Linked DNA regions of Homo sapiens: region 1 is linked to region 2. Evidence: read pairs that join two places in POLR2A ChIA-PET (ENCODE). Cell type or tissue: B cell. All regions are shown on one strand.

Region 1 (8,000 bases), 1.1 Mb before region 2:
AGCGGGTGGATCATTTGAGGTCAGGAGTTCGAGACCAGCCTGGCCAACATGGTAAAACCCTGTTTCTACTAAAAATACAAAAATTAGCTGGGCGTGGTGGCGGGCACCTGTAATCCCAGCTACTTGGGAGGCTGAGGCAAGAGAATCATTTGAACTCGGGAGGCGGAGATTGCAGTGAGCTGAGATCATGCCACTGCACTCCAGCCTGAGCAACAGAGAGAAACTCAGTCTAAAAAAATAAAAATAAAAATAAACCTAGGAGGAGTCCTTCTCTCCTGCCCAGCTCTAGGCACTGCTGTGTTCACATGACACCATAGACTCACCCTTGTCATTGCATGTTCTGCATTGTCCTAGAATATCTTTGCACTGGTCAGTTAGATCTTTGGGCTCAGGGACCACAGCTTCTCTCTGGTTTCCCAGAGTTGATCATGACTGTGCCTGGATGTCGAATGACCAGCTGACCATTGGCAAGCACATCTGGGGCAGGGGGAGTGGACAGCTTTCCCGTTAGTGAGGGCTTTTCCAGGGGAACATGAAGTTTGAAACCTCTGCACATGAAGCTTTGTCAAGATCAGTAGCAAACAGCGAATAACAAGAGAAACACCTGGGTTTTCTCTAGTCATCTTTGTTGACTAGTGTCAAACATCCAGTTTGTTTAAAAAAAAATCCTTCACGCCAGGTGTGGTGGCTCATGCCTATAATGCCAGCACTTTGGGAGGCTGAGGCAGGTGGATCACTTGAGGTCAGGAGTTTGAGACCAGCGTGGCCAACATGGCAAAACCCTGTCTCTACTAAAAATACAAAAATTGACTGAGCATGGTGTCATGTGTCTGTAATCCCAGCTACTCGGGAGGCCGAGGTAGGACAATTGCTTGAGCCCAGGAAGTGGCGGTTGCAGTGAGCCAAGATCGTGCCACTGCATTCCAGCCTGGGCGACAGAGGAAGACCTGTCCCAAAAAAAAAAAAAAAGAGTCCTTCAGCTGATATTATTTCCATTTGATTTTTTCAAGTGGGAAATAATTTTTAATAATAAAAATGAAAAAAACAACTCTAAAGATAGTCAGGGCTGTCCCTGTGGCTGCCTTCCTGCAGTGCAGGCTTCCTTGGACAGTTTGTTGATTCTCTTTAGCTTCAACTCTCCCTGACATTCATGGCTCTAATTCATATCTCTGACCCTGTCTCTTCTGAACCTGGGGCAGTCATTTCCAATCACCTCCCAGACATTGTGGGAATCTCAGAAGCCCCTTACAGTCGACCTTCCAAGGCAGACACCTTTGCTTCCAGAAGTGGCTTCTTCTTTGCATTTTCTAGTTTGGTAACTGGTAACTCTGGTCTTATAAGTTATAAACCTTGGCATTATTCTGTGTCACCCTTAGTGAACCTTTCAATCACTTGCAAATGCAGTTTATTTTCGCTCTTCCAGGGCTCTGAAAGTCATGCCTCCTTACCATCTTCCTGGCCACTGCCTCATTTATTTATTAATTCACACATCACTTGCTTACTGGGTACTATCTATGTGGCAGGCATGCTTCCTGACACTTGACATCCAGCAGCAAACAACAACAGAAAAAGACCCCCAGGAAGAGCTTGCTTTCCAGGAGCTAGGGGAGATGCACCACCGACAATGTATTAACTAGGTCAATTATTTTGTATGTTTGAAGACCACACATGCTCTTGAGAAACGGAGCAGGGCGTCAGGAGTGCCAAGGGTGGAGTTCAGGGTTGCAGCTTTAGGAATGGTCAGGGTGGGCCTCCTGAGACCATCAGAAGGGGAAGAAGGTGAGGAGGGAGCCAAGTTGGTCTCTTGCGAAGACTGGCCCAGGTAGAGGGAAGAGCCAGAACATGGGACCCGCCCAAGGCTGGCTGGGAGTGTCCTTGGTATGGCTGGGGGAAGGAAGGTGGCCAGTGTGGCTGGATCAGAGGGAGCCGGTGGGGAGTGGGTAAGAAAGAAGTCAGAGAGGAAGGGGGTCCCGAACATGTAGACCAGTAGGGGAACTTTATCATTTACTTGGAGTCAAGTGGTCCTTGCAGTGGAACAGCCACGCAGAAGAGTGACATATTCTAAAATAATGGAAAGCCCATCTGGCTGCTCTGCTGAGAATACAAAGAGTGGGAGTGTTAAGGGTTGAAACGCTGTCATTTCTTTTCTTTTTTAAAAAGAGACAGGGTCTCGCTCTGTCACCCAGGCTGAGTGCAGTGGTGCGATCATAGCTCACTGTAGCCTGGAACTCCTGGGCTCAAGTGATCCTCCTGCCTCAGCCTCCCAAGCAGCTGGGAACTACAGGCATGTACCACCACGCCCAGATAATTTTTAAGTTTTTCGTAGAGGCAGGGTCTCACTATGTTGCCCAGGCAGGTCAGAAACTCCTGGGTTTAAGCGATCCTCCCGCCTCTGCCTCCCAGATTTTGGGATTACAGGCGTGAGCCACTGTGCCTGGTCACTGTCGTTTCTCACCTGGGCTGTATGCAATAGCTTTGAATAGGTCACTGCACTTTTTTCTACCTCTGCAAACTTCTTCACACTTCAGTGTTCTTCTCTCTGTCATGGGCCAAATTTCCAGAACGCTCTCTAGGAACAGTCACTGGAATAAAATCCACACTGCAGGGGTGGCTTTGAGGTCCATGTGGTCTGGCCTCCACTGGCTTTTCCAGCTGCAACTCCTGCTGTTTTCTGTTCCACTAACCCTGGGAGCTGTCATCCTTCCATGCCTTTGCCCATGGTGTTCTATCACTTTCTGTTCAGCAAAATCCTTTCTTGTTAAGCTCCATCTTTCCTTAAAAGCCACCCCAGAATCTCCCAGTCAGGATGAATCTGCGAGTCTTCACATGCAGGGATGGGATCTGTGTCTGTGGAGCACACCTTAGTCCTGGTTGCATTAGAGTCACTCAGTGCCCACCTGGCTCCTGTACCAGATGGGGAACCCCTGTGTCCACCTTTGCATTTTGAGGTCCCTCTCAGTGCAGTGGAAATTGCCCTGCACAACTTTCAAAATTGTTCTCGTCAGTCGGCTTTTTCCTGTTCTGTCTTGCAGATTGAAGCGCTCGTGAAGGACATGCAGAACCCAGAGACAGGGGTCCGAATGCAGAACCAGAGGGTCCTGGTCACCAGCGTTCCTCATGCCATGACAGGTGATGTAGCTTGCACTTTAGTCTTGGCCTGGAATAGACCCCACAGGCCCAATACGGCCCACCTCCTGTGTTTGTAAAAAACTTTATTTTTGGCCAGGTGCAGTGGCTCACGCCTGTAATCCCAGCACTTTGGGAGGCCGAGGCGGGTGGATCACAAGGTCAGGAGATCAAGACCATCCTGGCTAACACGGTGAAACCTTGTCTCTATTAAAATACAAAAAATTAGCTGGGCATGGTGGCAGGTGCCTATAGTCCCAGCTACTCGGGAGGATGAGGCAGGAGAATGGCCTGAACCTGGGAGGCAGAGCTTTCAGTGAGCAGAGATTGCGCCATTGCACTCCAGCCTGGGCGACAGAGCGAGACTCCGTCTCAAACAAAACAAAACAAAACAAAACAAAGCTTTATTTCTAAATAAAGTTTTATTGGAACATATCCATGTTCACTCATTTATGTATTGTCTATGGCTGCTCTTACACTACAATGGCAGAGTTAAAATATATAGTTGTGGCCAGGCACAGTGGCTTACACCTACAATCCCAGCACTTTGGGAGGCCGAGGCAGGTGGATCACCTGAGGTCGGGAGTTCGAGACCGGCCTGACCAACATGGTGAAACCCCATCTCTTCTAAAAATACAAAAATTAGCCAGGCATGGTGGTGCATGCCTGTAATCCCAGCTACTCGGGAGGCTGAGGCATGAGAATCACTTGAACCCGGGAGGCGGAGTTTGCAGTGAGCCAAGATCGCACCACTGCACTCCAGCCTGGGTGACAGAACAAGACTCCCACAAAGCTGAAATGTTTATTTACTATCTAGCGCTCTACAGAGTACATTTGCTGACTCCTGGACTAAAGTCTTCCTCTGAGGAAGGGGTCAGGAGGGAGAAAAGGACTCAACAGGTCATTTCTTGAAGCCATTCCTCCCAGAAGGTCATTTTAGAAACCTTCACTGTCATTTTTTGTTTTGTTGTTTTGTTTGCTTTGTTTTAATGAAACCAAGTAGCAGAAAAAAAAATACTATTTAGCAGAAAAAAGTTGGCCTTTGTTTTGCTCCACCGTTTACCTTCTAATTCATTTCAGGCCCTTCTCAACTGCCCTGTGGGAGTGGTGCCACTGTCTCCTCTCTGTGTGTGGGGGTGAGGTGCCTACAGAGCATCATTTGGGGATATTGGCAAGAAGGGCTGGACGCCAATATTAAGAGAGCATTTTGGTTAATGTGTTACCTGTTTTCTGATCTTGATTTTGCAGTAAAGACAATGTTTCATACTTAGGCGTATTGCCTGCAGAAGCAGACAGCTTCTCATAGCCCAAGCCCGGGCCTCACCACGGCTGTGCTCAATGTGAGGCCTCCCTCTCTATGCCACCCCTGACCTGACTATTTATTTTTCACTCAAGGTGCCCTAGTCTTTGCAGAGACAAGCTGGCTCACAGCTTCCCCTTTCCCTTTCTGACTGCTTAGAAGAAAGGATGCCCCCACCAGCAATGTGTCACTCAGGTTTCCTTGCATGCAAGCAACAGAAGACCCACTCTTTTGTTGGAGCAAAAGGGGAAGTAATTGAAATGCTATAGAGCAGCTCATGGAGGAAAAGGAAACACTGACAAGCCAGACTTTGGAAAGGCCAAGAACCAGCGTAGCTCTGGGCACCCAAAGAGTGGAAACAGGGGGCAGACTTTTCAGGGTGCCTTTGTGTCCCCCATCACCTCAGATGCAGCTGGGGCAATTCTTCCTGAAGGCATCCCTGACCCTGTCCCCCTCCCTGCCTTTGACTGTCATTAATTTTGGCCTGAATTCTCTACTGGACTGGGGCCCTTTAAGGGAAAGTACCTTGTCTTGCTCATCTGGGTAATCCCAATGCTTCTCAGAGCTGTGTTTGTAACAGATGGTTAGTAAAAGTTTATTGAATGCATGAGTCACTTATTGTCTGTCCTTGTGTGGAGAGTGAAGGATTAAATCCTTCAGGTGTCTTTTCTAGCTGTAGCCCTGGTCTCAGTTTACTTTCTCCATTGTTTTTGTTTGTTTGTTTTGTTTTGTTTGTTTGTTTTGAGACAGGGTCTCATGCTGTCTCCCAGGCTGGAGTGCAGTCATAAAATTATGGCTCACTGCAGCCTTGACCTCCTGGGCTCAAGTGATCCTCCTGCCTCGGTTTTCCAAAGTGCTGGGATTACCAGCTTGAGACTCCACAGCTGGCCAGTTTTCTCATTTTTAATGCAAGAATGGCAATCCCTCCCTAAGGGAACGAGTGCAGGAAGGAAGTGAGAGAGTTCTGTGCAGGTGCTGAGTATGCAGTGGGTGCTGGATGGTGGTGGTAGCTAGTGCTTTCCCACACATTGTCTGTTAACACTCACAATAAAGTTAAGGGTAGATATGACTGCCCACTTTTTGCACATGGGGTTATGGAGACCAAAGAGTTTCAGCAACTTGCCTTCATGTCCTTAAGCTCATTTCATGAGTGAGCTTGAATTTCAGCCCAGCAATGTGACTCCAGAGTCCATATATATATTTTATTTTTACTTATACTTTTTTTTGAGACAGGGTCTTTCTCTGTTGCTCAGGCTGGAGTGCAGTGGCACTATCTTGGCTCATTGCAGCTTCTGCCTCCTGGGTTCAAGCGATTCTCATGCCTCAGCTCCGGAGTAGCTAGGATTACAGGCACCCACCACCACATCCAACTAATTTTTGTATTTTTAGTAGAGATGAGATTTCACTATGTTGGTCAGGCTGATCTCGAACTCCTGACCTCAGGTGATCCACCCGCCTCGGCCTCCCAAAGTGCCGGGATTACAGGCATGAGCCACCGCGCCCAGCCCAGAGTCCATATTCTTATCTACTGTCAGTTGTGCACCAGCTGCTTTCCTTCCCTGCACACGGGGCACACTTGGTTCCTGGATTTGGGCGAGGTCGCCCATCCTGCCATGGCTTCCTTGTTCCTCCTGCACAGGTGAATTCCAGCTGCTGTAGAAACAACACAGGGAGAAGCCCTGGTCCTGCAACAACAGCACCGATAAAAAAAAATTATTTAACTTCTTGGACGGCAGGCGTCCCAGGGCTTCCTCGGGACAAAGGTGGCTGATGCGGGAGGCTGAGCAGCCTGCCAGGCTGTCAACGTAGACCGCGTGGTACAGATGCTGGTGGCACCATAATCTCATTTGATCTATTTCGGGAGGCAGTCAAGTGGATGAGAAAGCCCTCGGCTCCTCGGTGGAGAGAGCTAATCAGTCTGATGTCTGCCTAGGTCTGTCTCTCTGCCTGCGCACCACTGTGTAGCATTTAAAGAGAGAGACTTGGTGTGGAAAGTCTAAACACCCAGTCCTAGGAGTTTAGATGAAGGATTTTGCTTTTGAACAGCCATCCAGGAGTGAATGATGCTAAGAGCAACAGAGGGAGAACCATGGAAAGCCATGACAGTGTGCATGTGGACACTGACAGAGATCATGGCTGGACATTTGTGTCCTAGGGTGTGGGCATGAAGGGAAGAATTACAGGTTGTCTACACCCAGCCATGGTCGTAGGCAGGCAATTACGCCCAGAGAGCGTGTATATGGGTCATAAGAAGAAATGTCCCTGCACCGCCTCCGAGGAGGGAAGTATCATTGGCAATTATCCAGACATAAGAACACAGGGAGTGGAGTCTCAATCCTGGCCCTCTTCTTTGATGTGTTATGTGGGCCTGTTTCCATGCAGACAGGCTTCCAGCTTGGCCTTTGGAAAGCAGGCTAAGATTGCTGGAAAATGTGACCATTGGCATCTGCACGATGGTATCTGTGATGCGGTGCTTCGTTCCAGGGCACCTTGTCTATCTTCTGAGATGCTATTACCTTGTGCCTACGAGCTGTACCTTCTGCTTGTGAGGTGAGAGGGCCCAGGCTGAGGGAAGGGGCTCAGAGCTTCTGTGGGGTCGTACGGCAGCTCTGGGCTTGTTGGTGGAACTTGGCTTGCCTTGACCCTTAGATAAATCTGAATCCTTGAGGGGAGCAGGTGGGTGGGACGGGTGTACGGGTGCACATTCTCTCCTGGCCTCTGAGCCCGCCTCTCCTGCTGTTTTTCATGCCATTTTTTCATGTTTTTTTGTGTGTTGTTCCCAAGCCAGCCCCTAAGATTTGCAGGGCCTGGGGCGAGAGTACACATGGAGCCTTCATTCCATCATCTAAAGTTATAAATCAACTAGGATAGGTCCCAACCTCCTACCCTGACAAAAGTACCTTCACAATGTCATGGAAGGCCAGGTTCAAGTTTAGAAGTTTCTGACTCCTCGGAGTTCTGCCTGGGAACTTGGGGAGTTGGAGAGCCGGCCCCAGCCCTCAGCCTGTCCTCTTCTCATCCCTGTCTCTGTTTTACTCCCAGAGTCCCAGCTTGGTCCAGAGCCCTGCAAACAGCTTGCCTCGGGTCTGTTTTGTGTGTGTGTATGTGTGTGTGTGTGTGTTTAGACTTAGCCTATTTACTATCCAGTTAGTGAATAACAGACCATGTACAAGTTATCGTCAGGTAAAAGATCAATACAACAAGAGATGTAAAGATGAAGCGTGTGTGTATGTATGTGTGGGCTGGGGGTGCGTGCGGTGTTAAGTTGCACATCTGCTGGAGTCAGATCATGGATAGCCTTGAATTACAGGCTGCAGAGCTGGGACTGAGCATGATGAGGTGGGGGTTTCTGAAGGTTCTGAGCGAAGAGGAATGAAATCGCAGCTGAACGGGAAGGAGACCAGTCAGGCAACAGCGTGGAGGAGCGGGGATGTGTCAGGAGGCTATGACAATAACCGCAAATGTCTCTTGTTTTTCAGGAAGTGATGTTCTGCAATGGATCGTCCAGCGGCTTTGGATCTCCAGTCTGGGTGAGAGCTCATCTGGCACTCAGTTATCCGGGACAGCTTTGTGT
Region 2 (8,000 bases):
CTTGCAGAAATATAGCATAAGAGATACGTGAAAACATTGATTCCTTTGCATTTAGAACGCCGTCCTGCCATAAACCAAGAGAAAAAAGACGGTCATTGAGAAGCACCTTCAGGGACCAACTTGTCTTGGAAGAAGACCTCCCTAGCCATGTGCATTTATAGAGTGTATAGTTATATAGTTATATGCATTTGTAGAGTTACAGTTATATAGTATAGAGTTCATTTAGTCTATGATTGCTAGGTGAGTAATATTACTTTGGGAAGATTCAGTTCAACTGTGCAAAAATAGAGGATGGGCGGGGCGCAGTGGCTCACGCCTGTAATCTCAGCACTTTGGGAGGCCGAGGCGGGCGGATCGTGAGGTCAGGAGATCAAGACCATCCTGGCTAACACGGTGAAACCCCGTCTCTACTAAAAATACAAAAAATTAGCTGGGCGTGGTGGCGGGCACCTGTAGTCCCAGCTACTCGGGAGGCTGAGGCAGGAGAATGGCGTGAACCCGGGAGGCGGAGCTTGCAGTGAGCCGAGATTGCGCCACTGCATTCCAGCCTGGGAGACAGAGCGAGACTCCATCTCAAAAAAAAAAAAAAAAAAGGAGGATGATAACCAGCTCCTTATGGTTGTGGTTCTTTCTTCACTAGGCTACCTGTGGCGGTTAGTACTTCCTGTACCATCTCCAGTAGGGGGAGATCACCGCAAACTATGGCTAGGGAGGGTACGGCACAACTGTGATGACAGGCAACCTGGTGATCAAAGCATTTAAGAAGAAAAACACTTGAAAAAGGGAATCTACTTATGGCACAAAATAGACCACATAATCACTAAATAGAGGGGCTGCAATTGGGCAGTTTCTACCGATGGACTCCTCAAATCCAAATTGCCTCTTCCAATTACAAAAATAGCAGATTTTTATTTCTGTGAAAATACGATTAAATGAGAGGAATCAGGACTATCGTCTAAGCTCTAAAGTCTGCTCTGATTATTTTTCAGTGATCCAAACCTATCCAGCCCCCTAAAATGCCTTCCAGTGAACAAAATGGCACAAAACACAACCTTCAACAAACTTGCCATATCCCAGGAGCTTCTTTGTAGAATAGGCTGGGGAAGGGAGGAGTGTTGGAAAAGTGCTAAGGGTTTAAAACAGAAGTGCTGAGGTGTCAAAGTTAGGCATGCTGACTATCTGGTGCTATCAAAATGCAGACCTAATTATTGTGTATATGAGTAGTGCATGTGTACATAAATATGTGTATGTATTTCCTAGCTCTGTCTGTTGAAGAAGACCTAGAAGCAGTGATGCCTCTGTATCAATGAGCACTACACCCAGACACAATGCAGACCTTGATTTCTTTTTTTTTTTTTAAGACGGAGTCTCACTCTGTCACCCAGGTTGGAGTGCAGTGGTGAAATCTCGGCTCACTGCAAGCTCCGCCTCCCGGTTCACATCATTCTTCTGCCTCGGCCTCCAGAGTAGCTGGGACTACAGGCGCCCGCCACCGCGCCCGCCACCATGCCCGGCTAATTTTTTGTATTTTTAGTAGAGACGGGGTTTCATCGTGTTAGCTAAGATGGTCTCGATCTTCTGACCTCGTGATCTACCCACCTCAGCCTCCCAAAGTGCTAGGATTACAAGCGTGAGCCACCACGCCCGGCCCAGACCTTCATTTCTAAACACCGTTATCTTCAGTTCATTGGGGAAATGGCTGAGGTTTAGAAAGCTGAGGTTTACAAATTATGACAAGCTTGGAGTATTGTGTTTTAACCAAAAGCATGGTGGTGCACACCTGTTGTCCCAGCTACTGGGGAGGCTGAGGCAGGAGAATTGCTTGAAGCCAGGAGGCAGAGGCTGCAGTGAACCGAGATCGTGCCACTGCACTCCAGCCTGGCTACAGAGTGAGACTCCGCCTCAAAAAAAAAAAAAAAAAAAAGAAGTGGTGGAGCAAGATGGCCACATAGAGACCTCCAGTGATCATCCCCCTCACAGGAACACCAAATAGAACAACCATCCATGCAAAAAAGCACCGTCATAACCAAAAATCCCTGTACCTGGCTTTAAAATTATATCAAGGAAAGGGGCATTGAAGAGGCTGGGAAAGACAATCTCGAGTTGTCGACACCACCCCTCGCTCTTCCCCATCAGTGGCCATGTGGTGCAGAGGGAGAATCTGTGTGCTTGGGGGAGGGAGTGTGAACTGTTTGTTGGACTTTGCATTGGAATTCAGTGCTGTCTGTCACAGCAGAAAGCCACACAGGGCAGAATTCACCTAGTAACCACGAGGGAGCATTTAGACCAGCCCTAGCTGGAAAAGAATCATCCATCCCAGCAGCCAGACAGAACTTGAGTTCCAACTAGCCCCACTACCATGGGGTAAAGTGCTCTGGGGTCCTAAATAAACTTGAAAGGTGGTCTAGGCCACAAGGACTGAAATTCCTAGGCAAGTCCTAGTGCTGTGCTGAGCTGGAGCCAGTGGTCTTTTTGTGCACACAACCTGTGAGACACCAGCTGGGGTGGCCAAGGGTGTGCTTGTGTTACCCCTCCCACGACCTCAGGCAGCACAGCTTGCAGCTCCAGGAGAGACTACTTCCTTCTGCCTGGGGAGAGGAGAGAGGAGGGTAAAGAGAACTTTGTCTTGCAACTTGCATTCCAGCTCAGTCACAGTAGAATAGGGCACCAGGCTGAATCCTGAGGCCCCCGTTCCAGGCCCTGTCTGCTGGACAACGTTTCTTGACACACTCTAGCCACTGTCTTAAAGAGAAGTACCGGTTCAGGCAGGATTCATTACCGGATGATCCAAGAGTCCTCGGACTTGAATTAACACCACCAGTTGCCAGGCAGTACTCACCACAAGACTTGAGTGAGATCCCGCGCCATGCCGACTTCAGGTGTGACCCAGCACATTTCCAGCTGTGGTGGTCACAGGGAGAGACTCCTTCTACTTGAGGAAAGGAGAGGAAAGAGTAAAGGGGCTTTGTCTTGCAGCTTGGGTACCAAGTCGGCCATAGTGGGATAGAGCACAAAGCAGGATCCTGGGGTCCCTGATTCCAGGCCTTGGCCCCTGAGTGGCATTTCTGGACTTGCTCTGAGCCAGAGGGGAGCACAGTGCCCAGTGCATGAAGGAAGAGACTGAAGCCTGGCAGCCTTCACCACAAGCTGACTGAAGAGCTCTTGGGCCTTGAGTGAACATCACTGGTAGCCAGGCAGTGATCACTGCAGGCCTGGGATTGTGGTGACTAGGGGGAGAGACTCCTTCTCCTTGAGGGAAGAAGATGGAAGAGTAGGAAGGACTTCATCTTGCGGTTTAGGTGCCAGCTCAGGCGCAGTGGAAAGAGCACCAGGTAGATTCCTAACGTTCCCAAGTCCAGGCCCTGCCCAGACAGCATTTCTGGACCTGCCCTGGGCTTAGGGAGAGCTCACCACCCTGAAGGGAGGGACACAAGCCTGGCTGGATTCGCCACCTGTTGACTAAAGAGCCTTTAGGCCTTGAGTGAACAACAGACGGTAGCCAGGCAAGACCCAGTGCCGTGCTGGCTTCAGGTCTGACCTAGTACAGTCCCAGTTGTTGAGGCCACAAGGCTGCTTGTGTCACCCAGCTCCAAGCAGTTCAGCATGGAGAAAGAGACTCTGTCTGGGTGAAAATAAGAGAAGAGAGCAAGAGTCTTTGCCTGGTAATCCAGGGAATTCTCTTGGATCTTACTTAAGACCACCAAAGTGATACCTTAAGAGCTCTGCAAGAGTCATCATTGCTGGGCTTAGGGTTCTCCTAGTGCACATATTGTTGCAGTGACCAAAGACTTAGATCACAACACTCGATTGCCTTTGAATACTTGGAAAGCCTTCCCAACAAACAAGCCCAGACTGCAAAGACTGCAATAAATACCTAACTCTTTAATGCCCAGACAACAATTAATATCCATAAGCATCAAAACCATGCTGGAAAACATGACCTCACCAAATGAACTAAATAAGGCAACAGTGACCTATCCTAAAGAGAGAGATATGTGACCTTTCCTACAGAGAATTCAAAATAGCTGTTTTGAGCTTCCTCAAAAGTCAGGATAATACAAAGAAGGAATACAAAAGGATAATACAAAATTCAGAAAAGTACAAAGAAGGAATTCAGAGTCCTGGGCCGGGCACGGTGGCTCACACCTGTAATATCAGCACTTTGGAAGGCCGAGGCGGGCGGATCACCTGAGGTCGGGAGTTCAAGACCAGCCTGACCAACATGGAGAAACCCCATCTCTACTGAAAATACAAAATTCACTGGGTGTGGTGGCGCATGCCTATAATCCCAGCTACTCGGGAGGCTGAGGCAGGAGAATTGCTTGAACCCGGGAGGCGGAGGTTGTGGTGAGCCAAGATCGCACCATTGCACTCTAGCCTGGGCAACAAGAGAGAAACGCTGTCTCAAAAAAAAAAATTTGTTTTTTAAATAAAATTAGGAAGTACCCAAAGGATATGGAGACATATCAAAAAGACACATGAGCCACTTGAAGTGGCTCCCACTGATCAATTCTGTGACAACTCAAGCATCAAAATAATTAATTATATTAGTGAATCATAACTCACTGAATAAGGATCCATGTGTTCACACTAATATTAATTAACTAATTAATTTGGGGAAATGGGAAAGTACTCCCTTACAGCAGAATGAGAAATAATAAATGTAGAAGGAGTGATAAATTTAAAAATTACTTGTTGGCAACCATCACAAAAACAATTGATTTAGGTAAAAATCTAAAATTACTGGATGAAAATTTGATGAAAAACAGGATATCCACATAGTTGTGAAGTATCTCCCCATGAGATACTGATTAATTAATTACAAAGGACAATATAGTAAGATTACAATGTAGAAATCTGGCAGACATCAGATTTCTAGCCAAGTAATCATAGTTAACATTACCAATAGTAATGGCATAAATTGATATCATGTACTTCCTGATATGATGCACTAAGAAGATTACAATCTCACTTCTCTTGTAATCCCGGCAACAATACAACTGAAATCGCGTCATAACATAACTTCAGACAAACCCAAATGATTGTCCTCTACTCTTTAAAAATATTAAGATTGTGAGGGGGCACAGTGTCTCACCCCTGTCATCCCAGCACTTTGAGAGGCCAAGGTGGGCAAATCTCTTGAGGTCATGAGTTCAAGACTAGCCTGGCCAACATGGTGAAACCCTGTCTCAACTAAAAAAAAAAAAAAAAATTAAATAGGCATGGTGGTGGGCACCTGTAATCCCAGCTACTTGGGAAGCTGAGGCAGGAGAAGTTGCAGTGAGTGAGATCACACCACTGTACTCCAGCCAGGACAACAGAGCAAGACTCCATCTCAAATATATATAGATTGTAAGAAAGGAGGAAGAAAAATGGAAGAACTCTTCTAGATCTAAGAAGACTAAAAAGCAGGGCCATCTCATCTACAGTGGAGAATTAGATGCCACTTGAGAAACAATTTCTAATATACTAGATGCTTGGCACCAAGTGACCAGGCAGTTACAGCTGCCCATCACCAGCTATATTCTGTCATACCCACCAAGTCATGAGGTCAAGTGTGCCTAGCAACAACTCATGATAAGATGATAATGGATATACCCTGAAGCTACGTGATCAGAAGGTCAAAACTCCACATCATCCATCACTGTTGTACTAATGGCATTCCTAAGTGCACATCTATAGCCATATGACCCCATATGATCCCGTAGGACCAGCTTAGAGCGGAGGAAAAAGCCTGAGCTTGGTTCATGGATATGAAGGTCTGTACATGTGTGTAGGTAAAAAAAAGGATGACAGCTACAATACAGCTTATTCAAAGAGCATCTTGAAAAACAGTGGTGAGAAAAAGTCCTCCCCATGGGAAGAATTTTGGATGGTCATCTTCCTTGTGTGGAAAAAGAAGTGGCTTATGATTAGAATATATATGAACTCATAGGTAGTGGCTTGACAGAGTCTGAGAGGTGAGAAGAAAGATGGGTAGATCAGGTACAAAGAGGACTAGGAGTAGAGGCATGTGAATGAATAAATGGGGTGGGCACAAAGTGTGAAGATCTTTGATGCACATGTTAACTCCCACTAGCAAGGTACTACATAACCAGATAGAGAAAAAGACTCAGCCAGTTGACAGCATCTGGCCTCTAACACTGGCCACCCCAGTGCTGGCATAATGGCCACATGACTGAAATGGCTATGGTAACAAGGATGGAGATAATTCATAGGCCCAACAGCATGGTCTCCTACTTATATAGATTGATCTGGATGCTGCCTTGGTTGAATGTCCAACCTGGCAAGCAACAGAGACCAGAGGCCAATGTTGAGCCTCCAAGATGACACTATCTCACAAGCAGATCCACTGGCACATAAGGTATCAAGTTGACTGCATTGGACCTACTTCTACTGAAGGAGTACAGATCCATTATGCTGGGAATCAATACTTATTTGGATATGCATTTGTTTTTCCTGCATCACTATCTGAGGACTTACGGAGTTCGAATCCACTGATACAGGATCCCACATAACATTGTATCAGACCAGATAACCCATTTTATAGTAAAGGAGGTATGACAATAGGCCCCTGACCACAGGACCAACTGATCACATTACCTACCAAACCATCCAGAAGCTGCCAGCTGATAGAACCTTGAAATGGCCTGTTGAAAGCATAATCAAAGCACCAGCTTTGAGATATGATCCTCTATGATGAAGTATATACTTTAAATCAAACATCTTCATTGTCTCCCCAGTAGGAACAATACATGGGTCTGGGAATCAAGGATTTGAAGCAGCAGTGGCCAAGTTATTATCTCTCCCCTTGACTCACTTGGGGACACTTATGCTTTTGTTCCACATCTGAAATCTATAAATAGTTTAAAAGGCCTTGTTTCCAAAAGGGAAACACTTCCACTAGGGGCACAGCAAGTCCTATTGAACTATAAACTACAGATGGTGCCTGGCAACTTTGGGCTCCTTTTGCCAAGGAACCAGCAAGCAAAGATCTCACCATCTTAGAAAGGGTCATTGACTCTGATCATCAGGAGCAAATAGGGCTGCTGCCTCCTCAGTACTCCTTGATACAATTTTGATTATAAAAATCATAGAAACATCAGAAAGGCATAGAGGCCTTTCAGACCCCTCAAGGATGAAGGTCTTTGTCACACCACCAGAAGAGCCACTGAGACCAACAGAAGAGCCAGCCAAGGATGAGGAGAATACGAAATGGATGGTGGTGGAGGAAGAAGATGAGTATCAGTTGCAGTTCGAAGGCCAACTGCAGCATCAGGTGTTGTAGTTTATCTCACTAACCTTACTCTACTGAGTTTCACCCAAGAAAAGAGGTCTATCAGAATCCTGGAGGAGCTATTCTCAGAAAGCATACAAAGCAGTGGATCAAGCAAAAAAAAAAAAGAGTGTATTGTCATGGGTACTGTACTGTGCCATCCAATTTTCCTTTAAGGACTGAAGGGCAATGAATTGAGGGAAGTCACAGGTAAACAGTAAAAAATTGAGGCTCTCTTCCAATAGCCCAAAGGGAATTGAATCATGCCAACAACCACTGAGTGAGCTTGGAAGTGAATCCTCCTCCACTTGACCCTTCAGATAAGACTGCAGCCCTGGCCAACCCCTGACATTCTGTAGAAAATCAATTGACTATAATGTGTGAGTTTATTTTTGAACTGCCTATTCTCTTACATTGGTCTATGTGTCTGTATTTTTACCAGCTGATTTGATTACTATAGCTTTGTAGTATATTTTGAAGTTAGATAATGTGATGACTGTAGCTTTGTTCTTTTCATTCAAGATCGCTTTGGCTCTTCAGGGGCCTTTGTAGTTTCATACAAATTGTTTTTTCTATTTCTGTGAAAAATGTCATTGGAATTTTGATAGGGATTGCACTAAATCTGTAGATCACTTTGGGTAACATGGACATTTTAACAATATTAATTCTTCCAATCTATGAACATTAATATTATTCCATTTATTTGTGTCTTTTTAAATTCCTT

What was found. Peaks named below come from ENCODE experiments on the same cell type or tissue, not always from the same donor. Only the 100,000 strongest peaks of a DNase experiment are listed, where the experiment ranks them.
Region 1: POLR2A ChIA-PET joins it to region 2 with 7 read pairs; 2 of 35 experiments call an interaction of 5 or more read pairs at or near these places.

The regions. Positions count from the first base shown.
Region 1 is chr17:65,150,390-65,158,389 of GRCh38, forward strand. It overlaps RGS9 (regulator of G protein signaling 9), which reads left to right. Exons shown (of 19, transcript NM_003835.4): 2 at 3,033-3,129; 3 at 7,906-7,956. Among named protein-coding and RNA genes, the nearest start is that of RGS9, 17 kb to the left of the region's middle. RefSeq lists an enhancer at 4,887-5,046. In B cell, no CTCF peak of the experiment used is centred here; a DNase peak (open chromatin) is centred at 4,732.
Region 2 is chr17:66,201,274-66,209,273 of GRCh38, forward strand. No RefSeq gene overlaps it. Among named protein-coding and RNA genes, the nearest start is that of CEP112, 13 kb to the left of the region's middle. In B cell, no CTCF peak of the experiment used is centred here; no DNase peak of the experiment used is centred here.